2 separate regions of the Homo sapiens genome follow, and region 2 is linked to region 1. Evidence: chromatin contacts called from ENCODE Hi-C data. All regions are on one chromosome and are shown on one strand. Each heading gives the region's core, a stretch centred on a gene start or an enhancer-like site at or near the end of the contact. The rest is flanking DNA. Distances are from core to core; before and after follow the strand shown.

The links. A loop is a pair of places that touch in the nucleus more often than their neighbours do. Pooled maps may share reads with other maps.
Region 2: a map of PC-9 shows a loop between it and region 1 (7-fold over the local background). The contact joins the promoter of COL4A2-AS1 here to the enhancer-like site in region 1. A Hi-C loop is called at or near these places in 10 of 168 maps with a recorded cell type or tissue (Caco-2, HepG2, K562 and 7 more) and 9 of 50 pooled maps.

Annotation. Positions count from the first base shown.
Region 1 is chr13:110,446,141-110,449,803 of GRCh38, forward strand. COL4A2 (collagen type IV alpha 2 chain) reads left to right here. Exons shown (of 48, transcript NM_001846.4): 18 at 658-724; 19 at 3,539-3,649. Among named protein-coding and RNA genes, the nearest start is that of COL4A2-AS2, 15 kb to the right of the region's middle. RefSeq lists enhancers at 1-327, 328-828, 1,815-3,014. Within about 2 kb of position 2,276, at least 5 of the 41 ENCODE cell types and tissues checked have a DNase peak (open chromatin) inside an H3K27ac peak, as active enhancers do; they include PC-3, PC-9 and ascending aorta, where a contact is called at or near this core.
Region 2 is chr13:110,506,913-110,513,125 of GRCh38, forward strand. It overlaps COL4A2-AS1 (COL4A2 antisense RNA 1), which reads right to left and starts at 1,267. Exons shown (of 3, transcript NR_046583.1): 1 at 1,187-1,267; 2 at 735-839. COL4A2 (collagen type IV alpha 2 chain) reads left to right here. Exons shown (of 48, transcript NM_001846.4): 47 at 1,023-1,309; 48 at 5,022-6,213. The coding sequence ends at 5,279. RefSeq lists enhancers at 688-1,189, 1,190-1,689, 5,004-5,632.

The DNA of each region.
Region 1 (3,663 bases), core at 1,026-3,525:
CCTGGGGAAGGCAGGCCTTGTAGTAACAAGAGGGTGCGGTGCCCCTGGTTTCCAAGGGAGGATGTGGCTTGTGTGAGTAATTCCTGGGCTTGCAGGGAGGGGAGACCATTAGGTGGAAGACCAGGTGGGTGCTGCTGGTCTAGCTGAGAGGGGAACGCACCCGTGGGGAACCTGGGTGGGGGCACATCTGGAGAGGACTTCTGAGCCGGGTGAGGCTCAAAGAGGTGAAGGTGGTGCGCGGGATGCTGCCTTATGACAAATGCTGCCTTACGACACAGATGGCGCTCCACGGGGGTCCTGCGGCCGCATCATCTCCCAGCCCACCCTCGCCAGGCGGCTCGGCTATCACTACCCAAAATGTAATAGTCTGAACTACAGAAAGCACAGTCTCCTGGCATTCGACAAGGATTTCAAAATGAGATGAGCCCCTGCCTGTCTTGTTCTCTTTGGGCACCTGTGGCTGGTGGCTGGGATGCCAGGCTCTGCCACCCTAGCATGGGGATGCTGCCCCAGGCACTGTCTGTGGTTCCACTGGTTGAAATAGCTGCTCTGCCAGCCTGACGGTCCACGCTCGGGTTTCTTCTTTGGAAATATGTGTACTGTCAAAAACTCCAAAAGGCTATTCTCACATCCTGTTTTTCTCTTTTCTTTCTCTAGGGAGAAGCCGGAGACCCAGGGCCCCCTGGACTACCTGCCTACTCCCCTCACCCTTCCCTAGCAAAAGGTGTGTGAACAATTTCACCTGCATAGTTCAGCATCGCATACACATTCTCTCCTGTTAGGGACACAGAGCTATGAACTTTCAAGACAGATATTCTAAGCAACCCTAAAACTTAAAGTATAATAATAATAAAAAAAATAAAAAATAAACCACGAAATTTAGAACATAACTTCATGTACAATTTCCCTCATGCTTAAATGTGTCACAGGGAGACCTTCATGTTGCCTGTGCCTGAGACAGTCCTCACCACCTACACGTGAGAAATCCCCTCCGTTGGGGAATTCTTTCACTTCTGCTTAACTTGTAGAGTTCTAGTTCTGCCGTCTGGACTATCGCTGAAGATATCCAGGGCAGCAGCCCCAGCCGCCTTCGGATTTTTTCTCCAAATGCACCAAGGTTCTTAAGCCCTCTGCTTGCCAGCCCGACACCTGGAATTGATCATAACTCATAACCAGTGAACAGTCACATGCTTTCAGGCTTCAAGGCAACTAAATTCCCAGATATTTACACATAACAACCACTCCCCACTGTCACAGTTGACCTTGGAGTGTAAACGAAGGACTTTGCGCATGTCGTCACTAATGCTCATCTTGTTATTAAGGCTCGGCTTCCAAATTGGCGAGATCATATGGAAATCTGATCCTAGTCCTGCAACTAGAGCACTTGGCTCTGAACCTTGTAGAATGCGCATCCTTCTAGGTTAAAAAAAAAATGTTTCGAGAACCTCCTCCTGATAATCGTGCGTATATATCTTTGCGGATCATTGGCCCATGTTATAGTCAGCTCTGTGAGGACAGACATTTCAGCCCATCTTGTTCACTGCTGTATTCCCAATGCCTGGAACAGGACAGGCACAGAGTTGGAGCTCAGCAAACGCCTGACTGAGTGACGACGTGCAGAAACATATCAGACAGGCATTGTGAAGGGTAGGGTTTTTTAAATACAGACGCTCTGGTGTTTACCTCTTGAACTCAGCAGGTCACCTGGTCTCCCTGTCCTCTAAGCCTAGGTGTCAAGAATTCACCTCCCTGCTTCGAAGCGAGCCCTCTGTCAGTTTAATAATGGCTTTGCATGTCTTCATCCAATGCTGATCAAAACGCAGGACAGAACAGGGCCATGGGCAGTGCCTCCAGGAGCCCCTGAGATGTCTGTCTGGGGAGGCGTGGAGCCGTGAATGGGGATATTTTGAAATCCATGCTCAGCTTCCATGATGCCCGTAACTACGAAGCTGGCATTTCCTGCCTCATCCATGGCGCACACCTGGCTACCAAACCTGAGACCCACTAAAAAGAGCCATGAGCCCACTTTGACTTGACTCATTATTAATAATTTTGGTAAAAAGGAAATATGCTGTTTGAGATTTTAAGAACATAATTTTTAAGTTAATGCTGGCGATGTTTCTTTTGCATTTTTTAAAAATGTTGCTGACTGAGAACCCAACTCTCACCAACCCCTCCCTTCTCACCGTACTATATTCCTGGAATTCACACTGCAAAGGCGGGTGCTTTCAAAATTCACTTTTTCCCACAAGCGGATTCAGAAATGCGGAGGTTGCCTGCCGCCTTTTCTACCGGACAACATTCCCGAGTTATTGGTGAGCTGGAATGTGACTGACTTGCATTCCAGGGTTTCTTAAAGTCAAAGGTTGACTAACCAGCAGATTCCCTCAGGGAAAAGAGGCAGTAAATGTATCTTTTTCAAGGTAACATTGCATGAACTTGTCAAAAGACAAAAAGGATAGAGGGGTTTGTATTAAAAGAAATGATTCCAAGGTACCTAGAAATAAAAGTAATCTTGCTATTCTTCCAAACAAGTGAGAAGGTCTGTGGCTTTCAATTTTGTGTCTTTTTATGGAATCAACAATGGCTAACAGGAGTGTAGGTCACACTGTGTGCCAGGCGATGCTCCAAGTTGTCCTAGTTGTACTTTTCAGTGTGTTTACCCCTCTGGGTGACCCTGTGAGGTGGAGATGGACTTGGCTGCTTTTACTGAGGGAGAGATGGAAGCGCAGGGCGTTGAGTTCCTTGCCCAGGGTTGCCTTTAAGTGGAGGAGCCAGGTTCAGGCCCAGGGCCTCTGGCTGCGGAGCGCAGCCCCCTGCACACTCGGCACGAAGCTGCCCGAGCAGGAGACGCCATACACGGAAGTCAGGCCTTCTGTCCCTTGCACGTGGGACTTCAGTGTGACGCCCAGCAAAGCCCTCTCCTTATTTTAAGGAACTTCGTAAGACGACATGCAGAGTGAAAGCTTTCCTAGAAATTCCTAATGCCTACATGATAAAAAGTCCTATTTTCTTCTCATTCTTCTCATCTTTCCCAATTATAGTCTAGAAAAAAGTGTGTTCTACAGTAAAGCGTTGCTATTTACACAGCAAAGGAACATAGCCATGCCACTTTGTCTTTGTTTGTTCAGGGGTGAAAGTTTTTAAAAGCCAAATTTTGTTATGCATCCAGCAGACAGGGATGAGAAGAGCCTAATAGGGTTAAAGCTGGGGCTGAGGGGCAGAGTGGGGTGCAGGGAAGTGAGGCCTCCTCGCTCCCAGGCCACCAGCAGAATTGGCAACCACATTAGTTCCTTCTTTATTCGAGCTTTGGACTCACCTACTTCCTCACCCGGTTTTCACTAATCCTGTTCCCCTGCTGGAGAATGAGCCCCTTAAAAAGAGAGACCACCCCATGTATTAATCATCTTAACTCCTCATCAGGCCGCATACAGCATATGGAGCATTTGGTAAATATGTAGTCAATGAAAAAGTGAACGCCAGCTGCGATCCGTAGACCACGGTCTTGTTCTTACTGTGGGACTTGTTTCCCTTCCAGGTGCCAGAGGTGACCCGGGATTCCCAGGGGCCCAAGGGGAGCCAGGAAGCCAGGGTGAGCCAGGAGACCCGGGCCTCCCAGGTCCCCCTGGCCTCTCCATCGGAGATGGAGGTAATGTGGCTTCA
Region 2 (6,213 bases), core at 17-2,516, 60 kb after region 1:
ACCTCCTTCTTGTTTTTGACCCAAGTTCTGTAGACTTGGAGTCAGGCAGGGGCCATGAGGGGCTGGGGTTCATGTAAGACTCTCCCATACAGCCCCCCGAGGAAAATGGACCCATGGACACGTGTGCATGCTCTTATTTAAGGAAGCCTTTGAAAGGCATTAACGCGACTTCGAATACAGAAAATGCAATACACACAAATTACAAGTGGAGGTAGCTTAGTCTGAGGTCCTCTTTGAGGGGGTGACGGGAAGGGTCTCTGGGATACTGGCTGTGTTCTGCCTCCTCGGTGCAGGTTACATCAGGCGTTCTGCCCCCGGGAAGCATGTTGCTGGCTCATGGTGCCTTCACATTCCTGCCTGTGCGCCCCGCCTCCACAATGAGTTTCTAAAGAACAACGGGGCAAAGGCCGCCAAGGATAAGGGCCAAAAATAGATCTAGGAACAGGGCCAAGGAGGCAGCCTAGCACCGGGCATGTTTGCTAAAGGTGGCTGCACTTCTGGGTCTGAGCTTTTCAGCAATCCATGTGAAGAGGGAAACCTGCTTAGCTGCAGCATTCGTTGTGGCCAGGAGATAAAGGCTATCTTAGTCTCCAGAAGCAATAAAGCTACATGGAAGGGAGAAGGGCCAGGACTCCTTCTGGGGTGGCTCCTTGGGGTCAAAGAGCGACCCCTTGGAGGCCATCAGAGTTTTCTTGGGGCCAGTGCTGTTAAGACCCCACTAAGGTAAGGCTCACCCAAAATGCTATTCCATGAAGACGCCACTCCCTGGTGATCCAACTTGGCCCAGTATGTGTGAGAACTTGTAGAAGAACAGAGCTGTTCCAAAATGCCAGTGGAGTCTGATCAAAAAGAGAAAAAGAAAGAAATTGGGAAGCCTTAGCCTGGCCCTCCAGTAGGTGGCTAAACTCCACCAGGTGCCCTGGGGCGAGTCCGTGACACACAGCCTCCTGGGCCTGGCTGGGGCTGGCAGGTGCGTCTTCTAGCCACACTGCACTGTGATCTCATGACCCCTCCTTCCACAGGGCTGGCGGGCTCCTGCCTGGCGCGGTTCAGCACCATGCCCTTCCTGTACTGCAACCCTGGTGATGTCTGCTACTATGCCAGCCGGAACGACAAGTCCTACTGGCTCTCTACCACTGCGCCGCTGCCCATGATGCCCGTGGCCGAGGACGAGATCAAGCCCTACATCAGCCGCTGTTCTGTGTGTGAGGCCCCGGCCATCGCCATCGCGGTCCACAGTCAGGATGTCTCCATCCCACACTGCCCAGCTGGGTGGCGGAGTTTGTGGATCGGATATTCCTTCCTCATGGTATGTGGTATTTGCCCAGTTCCCCTCCCCAACCACACCCTGCTGGGGACACAGCAAGAACAGCTGCCTTTGTGAGAAGAATCAGACACGGCAGTCCAGGGTGTGCACTGCACAAGGGTAGTTGGCCCAGGAAGCGAGCGAGAGCTGGAACACAGCTTACACTTGGCTAACTGAGCCACATGCTGGGCACAGGGCTTCCTCCACCCAGAAAGGGCTCATTAATTTGCCACCAGGCCTTTGTAAGGAGTGTAACCAGGACGAACTTGCCTGTTATCCGTCTTACTAGGTACAACACCAACACCAAAGGTGCAGCTGCTTTGGGTTTACCAGAAGTCTAAATATATGGGAGACTTTTCTCTAGAATCCTGATCTTATTTAGAATCTATCTGGAACCTAGAATACCCTGAAGAAATACCTATTAACTGGCTGGCTTAAAATGGATATATATTCGTGAGGAAAATTCTGGAATACCTTTGGGTATAAAATAGAGAGCCTGTGGATACTTTGAAAGCCAGGAGAAGGTGCACAACCAGGACCTGGGAAGGCACCGCCCACCCTTCCGGATCGCCTTTGGGTATAAAATAGAGAACCCTCAGCTTTGGCCAGATTAGGTTTAGCTTAACCTCCAGGGGAGAGACCACAGCACCATAGTGTCTCTTGCAATATTGCCTATTAAAGCAGAGGCTCCTCAACTTGGAATAGGGTCCCGTCCCGATAAATTCATTGTAAGATGAAGATACTATAAGTTGAAAGTGCGTTTTCAATTTATGATGGGTTTATCTGGATGTAACCCCACCAAAAATCAAATAGTGAATTGAATACATATTGCTTTTGCACCATCGAAAACTCAAAAATCCTAAGTCTAACCATGGTAAATCAGGGACCATCTGTATACTATTGTAGGGAGAAAAGAAAGTCTCACTGAGGACAGTGGGTCTTCCAGTGAGTTTATTTATATGCATTATAACTGTCATAACTCCAGCTATATGGATTGGATGCCCAGCATGTTAAATATTTCATAAATTATATATATATATATATATATATATACACACACACACACACACACACACACAACATAAAATATAAATTACATAGTGATTGCTAATCTTTCAAAACAACAGGAAAAAAAATCCGGATTCTAGGAAAGGAAGGAAAAGATAAACAAGTATTGGCATTTTAATAGGTATCGTTGCTATGATAAGTTGGAGCAACAGGATGCTAAATCCTGGGCAGGGACAGGCACAATTTCTACCTTTCCAGAAGCTTATCATGGAAGGTGACTTTGGAGCAACCTTCTTTTGTTTCACAGTGACCTTCAGGGTGCCCCTGTGTCAGGAAGTAAGCTTTGGTTGCTCCTGTTTTTTTCACTCCCGTTGTTAAATTCAAAATAAATGAGCCTCTCCCTTGTGAAGGGCATGATTACACAGTATCCAGAAAGGTCAGGCATCCCCTGTTCCATTAGCATCAGGTTTCAAATGACTGTCACGAGATAAGCAGACATTATCCTCTGCACACGTAACTCTCTGCTTACATAAATGGCTGACAGCCCCAGCAAGCCTGGAACTTGACATCCCCAAAAGGCATGGGTTGAGACGGCTCCTGGGTCAGGACAGATGGGCCAGAAGTACCTTGACTTCTGAGAACAGAAAGTCCCCATTGTCCCTGACAATGGATAAGTGAGCAGACACATCTGTGTACTGGAGATGTGCCCCCTCCAGATGTGCCCTGACTGCCGTCTAGGAGGCAGGACCTAAACCAAGACAGCTGTGTGCCTCGTCTGCACTTTAAATACTCTTTGATCCCTTCTGTGTGGTGACAAGCATATGGTACCACTAGGGCTGCTGGCATCTCAGCATAATAAGAGCTGACTTTGGAGAGGAGAGGACAGCTTGGCTGAGAGCAACTGCCCCACCGTCCCCAGTGGGTACGCAGAAGGCGAGAGCAGTGCTGAGGCTAGCGCCTGGCTCACCCTTCTTTTGTCCGTGAGGATGGGTGGCCCCAGAGGATGCATTTTCTGCATTCCCTACAAGCGAGCGCCACGTGGGAGGGAGGACAAGGGCAGAGCCCCGGATGCAGACTGCAGCAGCAAAAGTCATTTTCCTCCCCTCCCCTCGGTGGCCTCTCTCAAAGCTGCTCTGGCAGAGGCTACAAGTATCTAGCCAGCCGTTATTTTAGTTCCTCTTTTTTCAATTCTGGCTACTATCTGGAGCCCTCACAGCCCCTTCTCCAGGTCAGCCTCTCGTCCAGGCAATTCTCTTAAGATACATGAGCTGCTATGAGTACCAAGCCAGAGGTTTGTCCACTGAGAGAAGCACATTGGAAAGGGTGCGTGTGCCTGGACTGTGTGCACTTATGCACGTGTGTGCATAGGGGTGTGTACACAAGCATGCACTGTGTGTGTGTGTGTGTACATGCGTGCATTTGTGTGTGTGCATGAGTGTACACCATGTGTGTGCATGTGTGCATGTATGCATGTGTGTGTGCGCAGCAAACTCAGCTCTTACCTGGCTGGTGCCAGCCTCTAAGACTTCTCACATTGTGCTCCCTTCTGACCTCGTTCTGGGAGTCCCAGGTGTCTCCTTTGGGCAGCTCCCAGCATGGCCTCAGCTCCTTCAGACCAAAGTGAAGCCGGAGGTGCCCTGGAGGACGTCTCCACTTCTTATTACCTGCTCATTAGCAGACAAGAGCAGGCAGCTCAGGGCTGGACAGGCTTCTGCCTTATGTGAGCAGAACACTTTTTAAAGGTTTTTGGGTTTTTTTTTGTATTTAAAGGAAAGCTTAAACTGGGGCCCCTGCCCAAATATATCATAGAACAGCCCCTTTTTTCCCTGCAAACTGAACTGAGATATTTCTATTCTAAGTAAACAGATTCCAAAGCCCACTTACCACTCAAAGCCTGCTCAGCCAAGCCAAATGGCCCTTATACACCAACTCTGGGATCCAGGAGGCCTGCCGTGCGCTTCCATAAAGGCTAAACATGTTGATGCAACAGAAAGTAGAACTTTAAAATGAAAAAAAAAAAAAGGCTTCCTTGAAGACCTCAGCCATCTCCCAGCCAGCCTCAGAATCAACTATTTAACAACCTCTGATTGAAAAAATATATATTTAATTACACAAGTAATACATATTTATTGTGAAAAATCAGCAAGTACAGATTTAAAAAAAAAAATAAAACCACTCATCTTTCCTCCCTGATCATCAGCATTTTCAGAGAAGGAGCTGGGAGGCCTGGCTGGGTGATTATTTTTAACTTATTAGCCTCAGATGCCAGCCTACATCTTAATTTTATTTTTTTCTTCTAAAAAGAGTAAACATTGTGTTATCTCTTCTGCCAGGTATTTTTCTTTGAATGGATGATTAGGCAGATGTTTTGTTTTGTTACTGAAATGCAGTGGATTATATCTACCGCTCGTATCTGCTGTCACGGCTCTAGTTCTTACCGAACGGCCAGCCTGGCTGTGAATTAGTGTCCATGCAGCTGCCTCTGCAGCACGTCCTGGTGCCTGGGGCTGCCTCCTGCAGGGGGCCCATGTGTATTTCACCAGCCCCCTCTTGCTGAAGGCGCATTCGCGAGGATGCCTCATGTCCGTATTGACACTCATGGTTTGCTGTTCAGTAAAAACAAATGCACAGAAGAGGGCTATGCCCTGACCCCGTGCCACCTGCAGGCTGTGATTCCTAACCCTGTCCTGCCCCCCTCTCTGTGCAGCACACGGCGGCGGGAGACGAAGGCGGTGGCCAATCACTGGTGTCACCGGGCAGCTGTCTAGAGGACTTCCGCGCCACACCATTCATCGAATGCAATGGAGGCCGCGGCACCTGCCACTACTACGCCAACAAGTACAGCTTCTGGCTGACCACCATTCCCGAGCAGAGCTTCCAGGGCTCGCCCTCCGCCGACACGCTCAAGGCCGGCCTCATCCGCACACACATCAGCCGCTGCCAGGTGTGCATGAAGAACCTGTGAGCCGGCGCGTGCCAGGAAGGGCCATTTTGGTGCTTATTCTTAACTTATTACCTCAGGTGCCAACCCAAAAATTGGTTTTATTTTTTTCTTAAAAAAAAAAAAGTCTACCAAAGGAATTTGCATCCAGCAGCAGCACTTAGACCTGCCAGCCACTGTCACCGAGCGGGTGCAAGCACTCGGGGTCCCTGGAGGGCAAGCCCTGCCCACAGAAAGCCAGGAGCAGCCCTGGCCCCCATCAGCCCTGCTAGACGCACCGCCTGAAGGCACAGCTAACCACTTCGCACACACCCATGTAACCACTGCACTTTCCAATGCCACAGACAACTCACATTGTTCAACTCCCTTCTCGGGGTGGGACAGACGAGACAACAGCACACAGGCAGCCAGCCGTGGCCAGAGGCTCGAGGGGCTCAGGGCCTCAGGCACCCGTCCCCACACGAGGGCCCCGTGGGTGGGCCTGGCCCTGCTTTCTACGCCAATGTTATGCCAGCTCCATGTTCTCCCAAATACCGTTGATGTGAATTATTTTAAAGGCAAAACCGTGCTCTTTATTTTAAAAAACACTGATAATCACACTGCGGTAGGTCATTCTTTTGCCACATCCCTATAGACCACTGGGTTTGGCAAAACTCAGGCAGAAGTGGAGACCTTTCTAGACATCATTGTCAGCCTTGCTACTTGAAGGTACACCCCATAGGGTCGGAGGTGCTGTCCCCACTGCCCCACGTTGTCCCTGAGATTTAACCCCTCCACTGCTGGGGGTGAGCTGTACTCTTCTGACTGCCCCCTCCTGTGTAACGACTACAAAATAAAACTTGGTTCTGAATATTTTTAAACCCCGAGTTGTTGACCGCCTTAATCTCGTGTCCATAGAGCAAAACGTCTGCTCAGATGGATGCGAGGCACAGCGTCCGCCCACGCTGCTGTTTTTAAT